Linked DNA regions of Homo sapiens: region 1 is linked to region 2. The links are chromatin loops, found by intact Hi-C in ENCODE. Cell type or tissue: Calu3. All regions are shown on one strand.

The links. A loop is a pair of places that touch in the nucleus more often than their neighbours do. Peaks named below come from ENCODE experiments on the same cell type or tissue, not always from the same donor. Only the 100,000 strongest peaks of a DNase experiment are listed, where the experiment ranks them.
Region 1: a loop joins it to region 2, with 7 times the contacts of the local background. A loop is called at or near these places in 1 of 110 quality-filtered maps.

Annotation. Positions count from the first base shown.
Region 1 is chr12:8,447,901-8,451,900 of GRCh38, forward strand. No RefSeq gene overlaps it. Among named protein-coding and RNA genes, the nearest start is that of CLEC6A, 6.1 kb to the right of the region's middle. In Calu3, no CTCF peak of the experiment used is centred here; a DNase peak (open chromatin) is centred at 1,581.
Region 2 is chr12:8,402,537-8,406,536 of GRCh38, forward strand. No RefSeq gene overlaps it. Among named protein-coding and RNA genes, the nearest start is that of LINC00937, 14 kb to the left of the region's middle. In Calu3, no CTCF peak of the experiment used is centred here; no DNase peak of the experiment used is centred here.

The DNA.
Region 1 (4,000 bases), 45 kb after region 2:
ATATTAATAAATATAATCCCAATTAATAGTAAACATCAATATTAATAACTACAGTGCGGACAGTAAAACGTAATGCGGATTAAAAATATTAATGACTACAATTAACAATTAATAGCAATATCAATATTAATATTAAAATAATGCTATCAGTTATTAATGTTACTTAAATCCATCATAAGTGATGTTGATAATAAAACAATGATTAATATTAATATTAATAACTAATATTATTTAAAATGACATTAATAGTAAGAATTAATTTTAATCATGCATAATCATATCTTTAAAATAATCATTAATGATTAATAACGTTATACTATTAATTAATATTACCATTGATAATCATTAATGAGACTGATGTTTAATAATTCATAATATTATTATTCCTAATACCGCAGGGGGTGTACACCTACCTGTGACATTGTTCCTAATATCCAGGAATGGAGAGCATGCTATTAGTTTTAATATCGCAGTAGGTGTACACTCACCCTGTGACAGTGATCCTAATATCCAGCGGGTGGAGTATGACATGACTGCCAACATAGCAATGAATGTACAGCCACCCGGTGATATTGCTCCTAATATTCACGGAAGAAGCGTATGATGTTACTCCCAATATCGCAGGGAGTGTACACTTCTTCTGTGATATTGTTCCTAGTATCCCGATGGGGAGAGGATGATAATAATTCCAGCATCGCAGGCTGTGTTCACCCACCCTGTGATATTGTTACTAATATCCTGAAAGGGAGGGGATGATATTACTCCCCATAATAGATAGATATTATTCCCCATAATAGAGCAGGAGGTGGACACCCACCCTGTGATATTCTTCCTAATATTCAGAGGCCGAGAGGTTGATATTACTCCCAATATCGCAGGAAGTGTACACCCCCGTGTGAGATGGTCCTTCATAATATTCCAAGGCGGAGGGGGTGATATGACTACATATGTCGCACAAAGTGTACACCCCCCAGGAATATTGTTCCCATGATCCTGGAGGGAAGAGGATGATATTACTTTAAATATCACAGAAAGTGGACACGCCCCCACTGATATTGTTTCTAATTGCAACGTGGGAGAGGAGGATATGACACCCAATATCGCAGGGAGTAGAAACACCCCTGTGATACTGTTCTGAATATTCAGGGAAGAAGAGGATGATATTACTCCCAATACAGACGGGTGTACACCCGTCTGTGAAATAGTTCATAATTTCCAGAGAGGAGATGATATTACTCACAATACGGTAAACAGGCTGTCAGTCGACCGCGGATCCTAAAAACCAGGGGGGGAAGAGGGGCTGGCTCTTACTCCCCGCATCGCGGGGGGCGCCTCACCCCCCGCCCCCTGCGATGGGGGTCCTAAGAGCCAGTGGGGGGAAGAGGGGCTGGCTCTTACTCCCCACATCGCGGGGGGGCGCCTCACCCCCCCCCCCGCGATGGTGGTCCTAAGAGCCAGGGTGGTAGAGGGGGTGGCTCTTACTCCACTTTGAATCGCGTCACTCAGGGTGGCCGCAGTCGCCCGCAGGGATGTTCCACAGGACAGGGCTTAGCTGCCTAAGGGGCTGCCTCAGCTATTGGTCAGTTACCTCATTTCCTGGTCAGGGAAGGAAAAAATGTAGCAGGACTAGCTGCAGACAAAACCTCTCAGACACCAAGTTGTAGGAGGAAGGGCTTTATTCAGCTGGGAGCATCAGCAAGCTACTGCCTCAAAATCGGAGCTCCCTGAATGCTCAATTTCTGTCTCTTTTAGTGGCTCACAACACTAAAGATTTCACTTGAAAGGGTCGTGATTGATTTGAGCAAACAGGTGGTACATGACAGGGGCTGCATGCTCCAGTAGTCAGTGTGAAACAGACTAGGGCAGGGTGTTTCAAAATGTTCTTCTATACAATGTCTGGAATCTATGAATAACATTGGTTTGTAAGTTATGAGTTGATTTTTAACTACTGGGTTTAGGACCGGCAGGCCCAGGCCTCGTTTTGAGCCTGGCGCGGGGCTGCCTGTTTTGGTTTTACTTCCTTGTTGTTTTTTCTTAAAACAGGTACTGAGTATAAAACAGTATAAAACAATATGAGAGGGTCTCTCTCTTCCCTCAGTACAGCAGCTCATTTCATATTACTACTTCACAAAGGAAAGTGAGTTTAATAAAGGAAGTCACTAAAAATCACTAATGTGATTTCAGTTAGACGATATCAAGTGGACAAATGCAGGAGATAGCACCTGAGTGCATTTAGATCCCCTGGATATAAACTGAGGAAGAAATTAAAGGATCTTCTAGTGAGATTTATTTCCGTGCACTCAGTTTCTTTCTACTGACAATATTATTTTTGAAAACTATAAATCGAATTCAGTGTTTTCAGCTGCAAAGGAGTCACTCAAATACAATATATGCAGTTCTAAAGCCTAGCTTTTTAGTACTTGTATCACAGACTGAGGAAACTGTTGACCAGGAATTATTTGAATAGTGTAATGCTCGCTTTTCCCAGCATTGACAGCAATTTGTTACCAGGAAAAATGTAGCAGACTTACCCCTTTGGTTGACATAGGAAAAATTCTCCAGTTGGTAAGACATGCTTTGAGAGTTTTTAATCACCATAGACTAATTCTCCAGCTTGGTATTTTCAGACACCTGGTAAATATTCTTTTATCAAAGACAATCTTGAACTTCTGTAAGAAAGAAAGGGAAAAAGAATTAGAACCAACGGCTTTTTCCTTTAATGAATTACGTTCTTTTAGAAGATGAGCTGCTGATAAGTTCTTTACTTGGGGACACTAACTTAGGCTTGTATTTTTTTTTTTTTTCCTTGAAAACTAGTTTGAATGTAAAAAGTACACATTTTGGCTATAATTAAAATGTCAAGAAATGACAGATGCTGGCAAGGCTGTGGAGAAAAGTAAGTGTTTATACACTGCTGGAGGGAATGTAAATTATTTAAGCCACTGTGGAAAACAGTTTGGAGAGTTCTCAAAGAACTTAAAACAGAGCTACCATTCAATGCAGAAATTCCATTAGAGTATATATCCAAAGGAATGTGGATTATTACATCAAAAAGACACATGCACTCATATTTTCATTGCTGTGCTAGTCACCATTGCAAAGACATGGAATCAACCTAGGTGCCTATCAGTAGTGGTGGATTGTATAAAAAAATGTGGTATATATGCAACATGGAATGCTACATAGCCATGAAAAAAAAGGAATCATGTCCTTTGTAGTAACATGGATGGAGCTGGAGACCATAATCCTAAGGGAATTAACATCAGAACAGGAAACCAAATACTGCACGTCCTCACTTATGAGTGGGAGTTAAACACTGAGCACACATGGATATAAATATGAAAACAATAGACATGGTGGATTACTAGTTGGGAGAGGGAGGATGGGGCAAGGTTTGAAAAACTATCTTTTGGGTACTGTGCTCACTAGCTGGGTCCAATATACTCAATGAGCAATCCTACACATGTACCCCCTGTATCTAAAATAAAAGCCAAGATATACAGTAAAAAGAAAGGACCTTAATAGTTATATAAAAATTAAAACGAGACACTTTTTTTGGTAAAAATAGCTTATGCTGTTGATGTTAATGAAGTTAATTTTTGATAAAAATATATATAATTTTTGTTATGTATTTATGAAAATAATAACCTGTTATAGAGTCAAAGCTTTAATCAGAATCTCACATGGGTCATTGGCCCATAAGAGTTTAATCATTATTCATCTAGATTGGTTTCAACTTCCCAACAACTCAACTCCACTACTCCAAACCCCTGATAAGGGTTAAGGGAAAACAAAATCATTTAGGGTTACCGAAATGAGCTGTCCCAATTCCAGTAATGGTGAACTAGCTTGTTGTAGACCAACTCTTGCACGAAGAACAACTAACAGAACAAAGTCGGCTTCAAAGCATTGGGGAGGTATCATGGCACTGAGGGATGGGGCACATGAGGGTACAGGTGTGACCAGTGTGGATCCATGAACAATAAACTGCCACTTTTCC
Region 2 (4,000 bases):
CCAAGGCTGTGGCAGTGAGGATGGAGAAGAGACAGTAGACTAACTTGACGAGAAAGAGGGAGGAACGAAGGAGGAGGCCCAGGTGTTTTGGAAGCTGGGTGGATGGTGGTGTGAATCTGACGTGCTGAGCCCAGGCAGAAGAGGAAATCAGGAGAGGCAAGGTAAGATGAGGTCAATGCAAGAAAGACAGTCAAATAGAGATAACAACTGGGCCATTGGATTCATCAGCCTGGAGTTATACAGAGAGCTCTGGAATGGAAATAAAGAGGAAAGGACTTTGGGAATAGGTGAATCCTCCCAGAATAATGTATAGAGAAAGGAGAATAGAACACAGGGGACAGAAAAAGGGAAGAGATTTGTTATTAAAACCAACCATCCATCAGACATCTTCCAATACAACACTTGTTAGAGGTTTCCTCAGTGTGAGTTATTCAGGACCAGAGCTAAAGACCATATTCCCAATAACATCACTGCTGGGAAGGTCTTCATGAAAACATTTAATGCTGCTTTTAAAACAACAACAACAACAAAAAGGCTTTAGCTACCGCACAGACCCTGGAGCAATTTTTCGGCAAGAGTCTATCAAACACGAATCTGATCTGACTCAAGGAGGTGTCATATCAAGTGTAAAAATCCAATTCCAATGTCCATAACAGCCTTTCTTCCAGGTACAAGACCCTAATCCAGTTGAAGTGATTTTCTATTGATTAATAGGCTGGGAATACACAGGTTGTTGGTTTTTGAGATTTCCCTCCCTGTGCCTTCATGCTAGCTGTGAAAGAGTCAAAAGGCTCCTAACTGTCAAAATAAAATTGACACTTGGTCACAGAGGAAACAGATTATAGGTCAATCACATTGATGACTTTTTAACTATGAGAAGCCATTAATGTTACTGAATAAGCAAATCTGTTTGCATAACCAGATTTTTATAGGCTACTGGGAATAAAGGTTTTCCTAAGTAGGTGATTTGTACAACGATAGCCTTTGGGTCTCTGATGGAACAGCTCTGATGAGGAAATGTTCCTTTAATTATGTGGAAGGCCAATTACCACGTTATAGCCACATTGTTTTGCAGATTACATATAATTTCACCATTTCCATAGCTTCAGCACTATAATTCTGGAGAAAATTCAGGCACCAAGGGGACATTGAGGCACACTATGCTGGAGACAAAGATGTTTTAGCGAATTCAATTTAAGCTTCAACATTAAAGTTATTTTGTTGAATAAAACAATGCAATAATGAGCTTGTGTCTGTCAACTCTATAGTGCAGGTAATAACAGCTAGAGAGAGCATGTCGCGTCTCCTCTTTTTAATGCTCATTCAAGTAATACATAATGCTATAGAGAGAAACTTTCTCTAATATGTGCTTCATCTCAGGCTAAGCCTGTTTTGGGCAACTGTCCTTCATGAGAAAAAAAAAAAGTAAAGGATCTAATTTGGGAGCCATTCACAAAAGTGCTACCACTTGATGTTTTTTTATACTCTGAGATTTCTTATTCCCAGTGCCAACCAGGAATGGACTTTCTGGAGAAGCTCAGATTAATCACTCCTTATTAGAGGTGACAGCATGCTGGCAGCCCTCACAGCCCTCGCTCGCTCTCAGCACCTCCTCTGCCTGGGCTCCCACTTTGGCGGCACTTGAGGAGCCCTTCAGCCCGGGGTTGCATGGTGGGAGCCCCTTTCTGGGCTGGCCAAGGTCGGAGCTGGCTCCCTCAGCTTGCAGGGAGGTGTGGAGAGAGAGACGTGAGCCGGAACCGGGGCTACGCACACTGCTTGCCTGCCGGCTGGAGTTCCGGGTGGGCGTGAGTTTGGCAGCCCCGCACTAGGAGCTGCCGGCCAGCCTTGCCGGCCCGGGCAATGAGGGGCCTCGCACCTGGGCCAGCAGCTGCTGTGCTCGACTTCTCGCCGGGCCTTAGCTGCCTCCCCGCGGGGCACGGCTCGGGACCTGCAGCCCGCCATTCCTTAGCCTCTCCACTCCGTGGGCTCCTGTGCGGCCCGAGCCTCCCCGACGAGCACCGCCCCCTGCTCCACGGCACTCAGTCCCATCGACCACCCAAGGGATGAAGAGTGTGGGCGCACGGAGAGGGACTGGCAGGCAGCTCCACCTGCGGCTCCTGTGCGGGATCCACTGGGTGAAGCCAGCTGGGCTCCTGAGTCTGATGGGGACTTGGAGAACCTTTATGTCTAGCTAAGGGATTGTAAATACACCAATCGGCACTCTGTATCTAGCTCAAGGTTTGTAAACACACCAATCAGCACCCTGTGTCTAGCTCAGGGTTTGTGAATGCCACAATCGACACTCTGTACCTAGCCATTATGGTGGGGACTTGGAGAACCTTTGTGTGGACACTCTGTATCTAGCTAATCTAGTGGGGACGAGGGGAGCCTTTGTGTCTAGCTCAGGGATTGTAAATGCACCAATCAGCGCCCTGTCAAAACAGACCACTCAGGCTCTCTGTAAAATGGACCAATCAGCAGGATGTGCGTGGGGCCAGGTAAGAGAATAAAAGCAGGCTGCCTGAGCCAGCAGTGGCAACCCGCTGGAGTCCCCTTCCACACTGTGGAAGCTTTGTTCTTTTGCTCTTTGCAATAAATCTTGTTGCTGCTCACTCTTTGGGTCCACACTGCCTTTATGAGCGGTAACACCGAGAAGGTCTGCAGCTTCACTCCTGAAGCCAGTGAGACCATGAACCCACCGGGAGAAATGAACAACTCCAGACGTGCAGCCTTAAGAGCTGTAACACTCTCCATGAAGGTCTGCAGCTTCACTCCTGAGCCAGTGAAACCACAAACCCCACCAGAAGAAAGAAACTTCGAACACATCCCAACATCAAGAGGAACAAACTCCAGACATGCCACCTTTAAGAACTGTAGCACTCACCAGGAGGGTCTGCAGCTTCATTCTTGAAGTCAGTGAGACCAAGAACCCACCAATTCCAGACACACTTATACACTTGGCACTGGGAGGTCTGTATGGAGCAAGTGAAGAAATCAGCAGAGTGAAGATAGAGGGATAACAACATGATGGGGGAAAGGCAAAGTTACTGCCATGTTGGTTTCAATTCTGCCACTCATGAGTGAGACCCATGACCTCCTCTCTCTAGGATTCTGTTGTTCTTATCTGTAGAGGGAGGAATAGAAGGGCCTTTTAAAGTATTAACATTTCCTGACCTATCTGTAAAGCACTTTCATTCAAACTGATGGGAATCTTGACTACTTTGCCAAGAGGACATAATAATCATCAACCTGAATGCACCAAACAACATTGCCTGAAACTATCTAAGCAAAACTGAGAAAGTTACACAGGACAGACAAACCTCCTATGAGAGTAAGAACTCTTCAGCCCATGCTTAGTGTGTCAAAGACAATGCTGGGTTCACACCATTCCTCTTCCTCTACATGCAGAAAGACTACATTTCCCAGCCTCACTTGCAGTTAGTTTGGAACCATGTGACTGCATTTCCACCAATAGGAATGTAAGAAATCACTTCTGCGCCAAGGTTATCAAAGGCAAGTGTGAGCTATGTTCCCTCTCTTCCTATCCATATGGCTAGAAGTGAAAAACTCTGAGATGGCAGAATTAAAAGATGGAAAGCTCCAGAATCTCTGAATCACTGTTGGACAAGGGCCCCCAAGGAGAACCCCTGCCCTGCATCAGACTATGCTATGTGTGCCAACCCACTGAGAGTTCAGGGTTTATTCATCTCAGCAGCAGTCTATTGTTACACTGACCAACATGCTAAGGTTTGAGAGATCTAGCATATTGTTAAATGAAGCTAGATTTCAATTACACTGAGAACCTTATCTATTTAAAAATAAAAACTCTTCAAAAAAAAACAAATAATCCACATTCCTTTTAACCACATGTGGCAAATTTGCAAAAAAAAAAAAAAAAACAACAACAACAACAACAACAACAACTGGCCACATATTAGGCCATAAAGAAGTCTCAACAAAATCCACTACACGATTGACATTGTCCAGACCACATTATCCT